2 separate regions of the Homo sapiens genome follow, and region 1 is linked to region 2. A link is a contact called in ENCODE Hi-C or POLR2A ChIA-PET data. All regions are on one chromosome and are shown on one strand. The core of a region is the stretch at or near the end of the contact, and the rest is flanking DNA. Distances in the headings are between cores, read along the strand shown. Region 1 overlaps LOC105378009 (a long non-coding RNA gene). Region 2 holds the start of LINC03002 (long intergenic non-protein coding RNA 3002).

Evidence for each region. A loop is a pair of places that touch in the nucleus more often than their neighbours do. ChIA-PET counts read pairs that join two places held with the same protein, here RNA polymerase II (POLR2A). Pooled maps may share reads with other maps.
Region 1: a loop to region 2 is called in a map of heart left ventricle, with 2.5 times the contacts of the local background. The contact joins the enhancer-like site here to the promoter of LINC03002 in region 2. A Hi-C loop is called at or near these places in 5 of 168 maps with a recorded cell type or tissue (Right ventricle myocardium inferior, gastrocnemius medialis, heart left ventricle and 1 more) and 8 of 50 pooled maps. POLR2A ChIA-PET finds 5 or more read pairs at or near these places in 1 of 52 experiments (activated T-cell).

What each region holds. Positions count from the first base shown.
Region 1 is chr6:134,340,468-134,344,161 of GRCh38, forward strand. All of the region lies in intron 1 of LOC105378009 (a long non-coding RNA gene), which reads right to left. Among named protein-coding and RNA genes, the nearest start is that of SGK1, 24 kb to the left of the region's middle. Within about 2 kb of position 1,939, at least 4 of the 41 ENCODE cell types and tissues checked have a DNase peak (open chromatin) inside an H3K27ac peak, as active enhancers do; they include heart left ventricle, where a contact is called at or near this core.
Region 2 is chr6:134,537,844-134,541,584 of GRCh38, forward strand. LINC03002 (long intergenic non-protein coding RNA 3002) reads right to left here and starts at 2,162. Exons shown (of 3, transcript NR_125856.1): 1 at 2,056-2,162. RefSeq lists an enhancer at 1-265.

The DNA of each region.
Region 1 (3,694 bases), core at 689-3,188, 200 kb before region 2:
GACCTCCTGCTGATGTAAATCCTTAATTACCAAGAGTGTCAAGAAAACTCTTTTCAGTGTCCTGCGCCCTTTCTAATGCCCCTTATTAAATATACATAGCTTTGCATTCTTCCATGGGGTCAACACTCAGCATGCCTTGACTTTTAACTGGCACCATTAATCAACGTGATGTTAATCCAGGATGAACAGCTATCACATTAGGGCGAGTGATAAGAACCAACCATGTTGTTTCATGGATGAAGGTAACATTTTCTATGCAGGGTTTAGTCATTCCTTATGAACTTCACTTCCTGCAAAGGTCTCATGAGACCAGTAGCTCATTTCACAAGAGCTATCTTCAAACTCTTTCCTCAGCCTCACTCTTATTACTACAGTACAATAACGGTTGGGCCTTCAACTAAGTGGACATTTGAGATCTTCATATATCTAAGACATTATATCATACTTCACAGCAAGAGACAGTAAGTCTTCATTTAAGGCCAAATTTCTGGTGTTAGTGGAGAATTCAGTTTGAATGCTTTTATTCATGGAGCTAAAATTGCAAACATATTTTATTTTATTTATTAAGAGACAGGGTCTTGCTCTGTCACCCAGGCTGGAGTGCAGTGGCAGGATCATAGCTCACATAGCCTGGAACTCCTGGACCCCCACGTAGCTGGGATTACGGGTGCAAACCATTGTGCATGGCTTAAAATTGCAAACACATTTGTCTTATCATATTTGTAGTCTGTACTTCAGAGCAAACTAGGATAGAAACGAAGGGAAAACTCAGCCATCTTTACGGTGAGCCAACTTAGGGGCCTATCAGACTCTTCAGTTGGTAATGCAAATATCAGTGAGTGATTTTATAATTTCTTTATTTTCTTTTCTTTTTTGAGACAGAGTCGCACTCTGTCCCACAGGCTGGAGTGCAGTGGCACCATTTCAGCTCACTGCAACCTCTGCCACCCAGGTTCAAGTAATTCTCCTGCCTCAGCCTGCTGAGTAGCTGGGATTACAGGCATGAGCCACCAAGCCCGGCCTGATTTTTGTATTTTTAGCAGAGACAGGGTTTCACCATGTTGGCCAGGCTGGTCTCAAACTCCTGGCCTCAATTGATCTGCGCACCTTGACCTCTCAAAGTGCTGGGATTACAGGCATGAGCTGCTGCATCCGGCCTGATTTTATAATTTATTTCTTATGGTGCCTGGCATATTTATGAAAAACTTGTCTTATGTAAATCACACTTCTGGTTCTTCACAGATTCTCTTCCTACCTGTCCCTTCCCTTTTTCCCCAGGAGCGAAGCATTTCTATGTGTGTGTCTGCACGTGTGCGTGAGAGAGAGCGAGAGAGAGAGAGAGAGTGAGAGAGACAGAGAGAGAGAGAAGGGGTAGACAGAGTTCTGAATCAAGACAAGACATGGGTTTCTGTCCCCACCCCACTACATGGTTACTGGCCATGCCCCTCTCCAGCCTTCACTTTGTCTCTCTGTCTCAATTTGCTCATCAGTAAGAGGAGGACACCTTTTTCTTAATAGGGGTTTGGTGGGTATAAAACGAGGTGATATATGTGAAAAACTTAAAATCTATAATGATTAGCACAGCTTTAATACATCGCTCATCACCTGTGCAGGTCTGGAATCAGCTCCTCCGGGTGTTACCCCAGGATGGCTACGCACCATCTTTGGGAAAATCATTTCAAAAATTGTTTCAGTTACTCCACCTGTGCAAGGAGGGTAGGTATTATGCAAATGTGCAGCAACTGTCTGATCACAGCTCACTAAATAGTAGTATTACGGTTTACAGGGGATGTGGAGAGTGTGCCAGGTTTGAAAACGTCAGAGATCCAGAAACCCAACCTCAAGCTGTGCAGAGAGCCTGGGACTAGCCCAATGGTGTCGTAGCCTCCTGTCCCCAGGGGCTGCAGCTGAACCTTGAAGGGGACCCAACCCTTTCCTGGCCGGGGTGTGGACACATTGGCCTTGGGCAGGCGCTCTTAGGGCAGGCGCCAGGGTGGAGTTGGAGCAAGGCTTCTTGGAGAACCCCTCCCTTGGAAATGAATTCCAGTGCCTAACTGCAGATTTCATTCATTTTAACAAAGGACTACTCCTATTCAGTTTGATTAAAATAGAATACAGACTTCTTAGGAATTATCAACATACATACTTGCCACACATTCGCATACGTGAGAAAGAAGTTAGGATTTGTAGTGCAATGCCTGGAAAGCGTGCCCTTCGCCCAGGTATTCCATATCAGGCCTGCTGTCTGCGAAAACGGCATTCAAAATGAAAGACCAGTGCACATCATAGAGAAAATTTTTTAAGCCAAGACATTTCCTTTTTCCAATCTGTGCAAATTTATTGAACGCACTTAAAATAAAGAGCATTTGGCAAAAACTTTTTTATTATGATCTCTTAGTAAATTAATCATCAGTTACTTATTGAAAGTGTGTCTGCTGGTAGTCAAGCAGGGCTAGATAATACCAAAATAATATATTTGAGCAAGCATTTATTGAATAGTAACAGGCACTGTGCTTGGCATTAATGAGATGAAGACATGGATCCTGTCCTCTAAAAGCTTAGAGAGTGGTTCAGGATGGAGTAGGTGGGGCGTAGCAAATAAATGTTTTCAACACATGAATGTTGTGCTGATGAGAAAGCAGAGGCAGTGGGAACCAGAGAGGAGCTTCCAAATCTGGACGTTCAGAGAAGCCTGCCCTGGGGCTTGGGTTGAGTCTCAGAGGATGAATGGGAGTTGGCAAGCAAAATTGACGGAAGGGTGGGGAAGAGTTCTGTGGTTGGGTGAATAGGAAGGGCAACGTCACAGAGACGTGAAATGACATTATGCCTGCAAATAAATACACAAGGAAAGTCTGAGGCAGACTATGGAGGAAGACGAGCTGGGAGAGAAAGGTAGGCAAAATTAGGCCCCAGAAGGCATCTATGCCGTGCTAAGAAATGTGGACTTTGGGTCTATTGGTGGTCAGAAAAGGCTGAGAGAGTGACTTTGAACATAGCCTCATCCGTTGGCTGGGCATGGTGGCTCATGCCTGTAATCCCAGCACTTTGGGAGGCCAAAGAGGACAGATCACTTCAGGCCAGGAGTTCGAGACCAGCCTGGGCAACGTAGCAAGACTCCCATCTCAAAATTTAAAAAATTATAAAAATAAACATAAAAAAATTTAAAAATGAACATAGCCCTGTCCTCAGAGGATCTAGGGATTATTGAGATAAAGCCCATTACACCCTTAAGTGTAAAGGAGTGAATGTCAGAAAGGCCAACACCTAGGAAGGTTGCATTGACCTTAATAGCTGACAAATGGTAGCTTCTGCTTGCAAACATTGCTTACATACAATGTTTGCTAGTAACTGTTCATTAAAGAGTTTAAAAATATTTTTTTTCCCTTTTAAGAAAATGTATTTATTTATTTATTTATTTAGAGACAGGGTCTCACTCTGTTACCCAGGCTGGAGTGCAGCGGTGCGATCTCTGCTCACTGCAACCTCCACCTTCTGGGTTCAAACGATTCTCCTGCCTCAGCCTCCCAAGTAGCTGGGATTACAGGCACGTGCCACCGTGTCTGGCTCATTTTTTTGTATTTTTAGTAGAGACAGGGTTTCACCATGTTGGCCAGGCTGGTCTTGAACTCCTGACCTTAAATGATCCGCCCACCTCGGCCTCCCAAAGGGCTGGGATTATAGACGTGAGCCACAG
Region 2 (3,741 bases), core at 912-3,411:
GGAAGAATCGCTTGAACCTGGAAGGCGGAGGTGGCACCATTGCACTCCAGCCTAGGTGACAGAGCAAGACGCCATCTCAACAACAACAACAACAACAACAACAACAACAACAACAAATTAGCTGGGCATGGTGGCGCGTGCCTGTAATCCCAGCTACTCAGGAGGCTGAGGTGGGAGGATCGCTTGAAACCAGGAGGCAGAGGTTGCAGTGAGCTGAGATAGTGCCATTGCACTCCAGCCTGGGCAACAAGAGTGAAACTCCATCTCAAAAAAACAAACAAACAAACAAACAAACAAACAAAAGAGTGGGATAATAAATGCCCAGAGGATTAACAGGTGTAGTCATGCCAAGCACCATGTGGATAGCCTGAATTAAATCCCTACTTGTAAATGTGCTAGGCTATAGCATGGCCATCCATTCATCCATCTGCTCACCCATCCATCCACCTGTCCGTCAATAAATATTCACTAAGCACTTCTATGTGCAGGACATTGTGGTCAGCACTGGAGACAGGAAGATGAATATGGTCTAGCTCCCTTCTTCAAGGTGCTCACAGTTCAGTGAGGGCAGAAACATTTACACATAACTAATTATGCATGATAATTTTAAAATGTATATTTAGAACAGAGATGGTGTTTTGGTAATATCTTGATCCTCAGAACTTTGTACAAAGTTAAAGCAAAATAATTGTTTTTTCTGAATATCAGAATACATGGAACAAACAGCATTTTAGAAAATTCTACAGGGAGATATGGGAAAGAGGGATTTAAAATATTTCTTTAAACTAAAAATAGAACTACCCTTTGACCCAGCAATCCCATTCTGGATATATACCCAAAGGAAAATAAATCATTCTACCAAAATACACCTGCACTCATATGTTTATTACAACGCTAGTCACAAGAGCAAAGACATGGGATCAACCTAGGTGTCCATTAATGGTGGACTGGTCAAAGAAAATGTGATACATACACACCATGGAATACTATGCAACCATAAAAATAAATGGAATCATGTCCTTTGCAGAGATGTGGATGCAGCTGGAGGCCATTATCCTAAGTGAATTAGCGCAGAAGCAGAAAATCAAATATTGCATGTTCTCACAAGTGGGAGCTAAATATTGAGTACACATGGACATAAAGATGAAAACAATAGACACTGGGGACTCCAAAAGTGGGGGAAGAGGGGAGGAAGCAAAGCAAGACTTTAACAGCTGCCTATTGAATACTGTGTTCACTATTTGGGTGATTGTTCGAACAGAAGCCCAAACCTCAGCATCACTCAATACAGCCATGTAACAAAGCTACACATGTACCCCCTCAATCTAAAAAAAATTTCTTTAAGTTCCTTTAGGAAACTCACGGCCCCCCTTTTCCCTGACATGTCTTACCGACAGTTATATATATTTCTATATGTATTCATTACTGCAGCAGACCTTTAGGAAGAGAAAGAGGAAAGAGAAGAAAATTCAAATTCTACTCTCCGTATAACTGAACAAGTAACCATCAATTTTCCCTCTCTGGAAAAGGCCACGAGCTTTCTAGGAAAAGAAGACACTATCTAGAATTAGCCAAATTTAATTAAGTTGATGTTATTAACTTACACTATTATATACAAATGTGATGATTGTAAACTGGAAGTTCATCTTCACGAAGCAAATAAATATTTTTGAGACTTATGTCATCAACACTAAAATGTTTACGTATTAGCATCTACATTCTCCATAGATAGTTTTAAATAATTAAATTTATATTTTTCAAAACACTACTTGATTTTCCTCAGTTTTGTTAGAATCAAATAACTGTTGGTTAAAAGAGAACAATAAACAGCTTATACCAACTGAGAAAACCTGAACATCATTTCTAATTTTTGTTCTTAACTTGTACAGTTGAAGATATTATTAAGGAAACAGAAAATACATATTTTAATGGTTAAACTTAAAATGTTTAACTATTCGGCATCCAGCAAACTGGGTGAAGTTTGCTCTTCTATCTGACTTCCGAGAAGCCAGCAAGCCAGGTCATGTGGCTGGCTGACCTCCCAGCACCACCTACCTCAACTCCATGAGATGCCATCAGATCCCACCCAAAGGAGCCAGTCGTCCCCATGAAACAATGACCAATTCTTACAAGACACAACTGGAGCTCTGTTGCTGTGGCACAGGAAGGCTCGATAAGATCTCCCAGCCACAGCATTCTTTTGTGTCAGCAGACTCAAGTGGGATGTTCCTTCTGCAGCTCTTACCGAGCAAGAGGAAGCGGGCTTTGAAACACAATGTTCATTGAAATTGGCTTTCATCTGAGGAATCCCAGGGTGGCTCCTGCTTCATGATGTGCATTCTGTCTGCAGCTGAGCTCTCCTGATGCATTTCCCTTGTTTGTTCTGGGGGGAAGGCAGCACCTTTACGGGACTCACCCTTTTACTAGGTAAAGGGCATCGCATTGTGCTGGGCGAAGCATTATGTGTCAGGATGTCTCCAGTGAGTCTGGAGCCTAGAAGGAGCATCAAAAATAAAATTAAAAAAAATCAAGTCCTCCACCATCCTGGCTCACTGATGGAACAATTTAGGAGAAGAACACAAAGCCATCTAATGACCCTGGGGAGCATTTGCTTGTTTGGTGACCTTAGGCGCAGGAAGTCATTTATCACTCTAGTTGCTACATTGGGCACAATGCCACAGGACACAAATGGGGGTACTGAACGTAAGTCTGAGTGTTGGCCCAATAGTACCTGTCCAGAAGCAGCCTGGGATCCATGATCCATTGCAGGGCAATTATGGCTCTTAAGAAAATGAAGAGAAGTAAGTAATCCACAGTATCAAATCATGGGTGAGAAGTCTCTCCATCCCATTGCCCTAGTTTTATAACTTAGCAATTCATCTTCTTTTCAGAGAAAACCATTCTGGATCCCAAACAGATTTTCTCTGATTAAGAAATAGTCTCAATCAGTACATGGAGAAAAAAGCAAACACTGTTAAGCCCATCTTTTCTTGCTAGACACCTCTTCCTTTCTATCTGCTCCACCCAATCTGGGCCAGTTTATTATGCAAAATGAGATAAGCAGTCAACTCCCAATAGGAATAGAAGAAAGAACACACCACTTTTTCACTTCCACGGCACTTTTAACTCTGCACATATTTTTTCCTTTGACTCTCAAAATAACCTGGCAAAGTTAGATAGGCATTGTCTATTTTCAGCAGTACAAGGAGTTAGTACAGAGACAAAGTTAAAGACCCTTGAACCTCATAAAGAGCTGGCAGCAGAAAGTACAGAACCCACATGTCAGGTTCCTCAGGTAGGCCCTGTTCATCAGGTCAGATCCCTTAGGCATGTGGACAAGTGACCAGTCTCCAGTTGACTGTAAAGGCTGGCTTTCATCACCACCAGCGGGCTAACCTCCTACATATATCTGTGTGTCTACGGCAAGGTCGACAGAACCCATATATAAGGAAATACTGATACTGAAAAACTTGAAAAACCTGGAAGTTGCTTCTTGGAATCCAGTGTTCTTGTCCCAAGGTAAAAAGAATAGATGTCAATCTTGTAACTGACGCAAGACACTGACGAAAATGACAATCCATGCACTTAGCTTTCCCAAGAATGAAATGAATCAAAAAGTACCAAGAAATCAAAATTCTAGCTAAAGCTCATGAAAAGGACTCAAAACTACTCTCTGAATGGCTTATCTTTAGCTGAGCTCATAACAGAACTCTTAAATTTCTGAAAATTTGGTAGAATCTT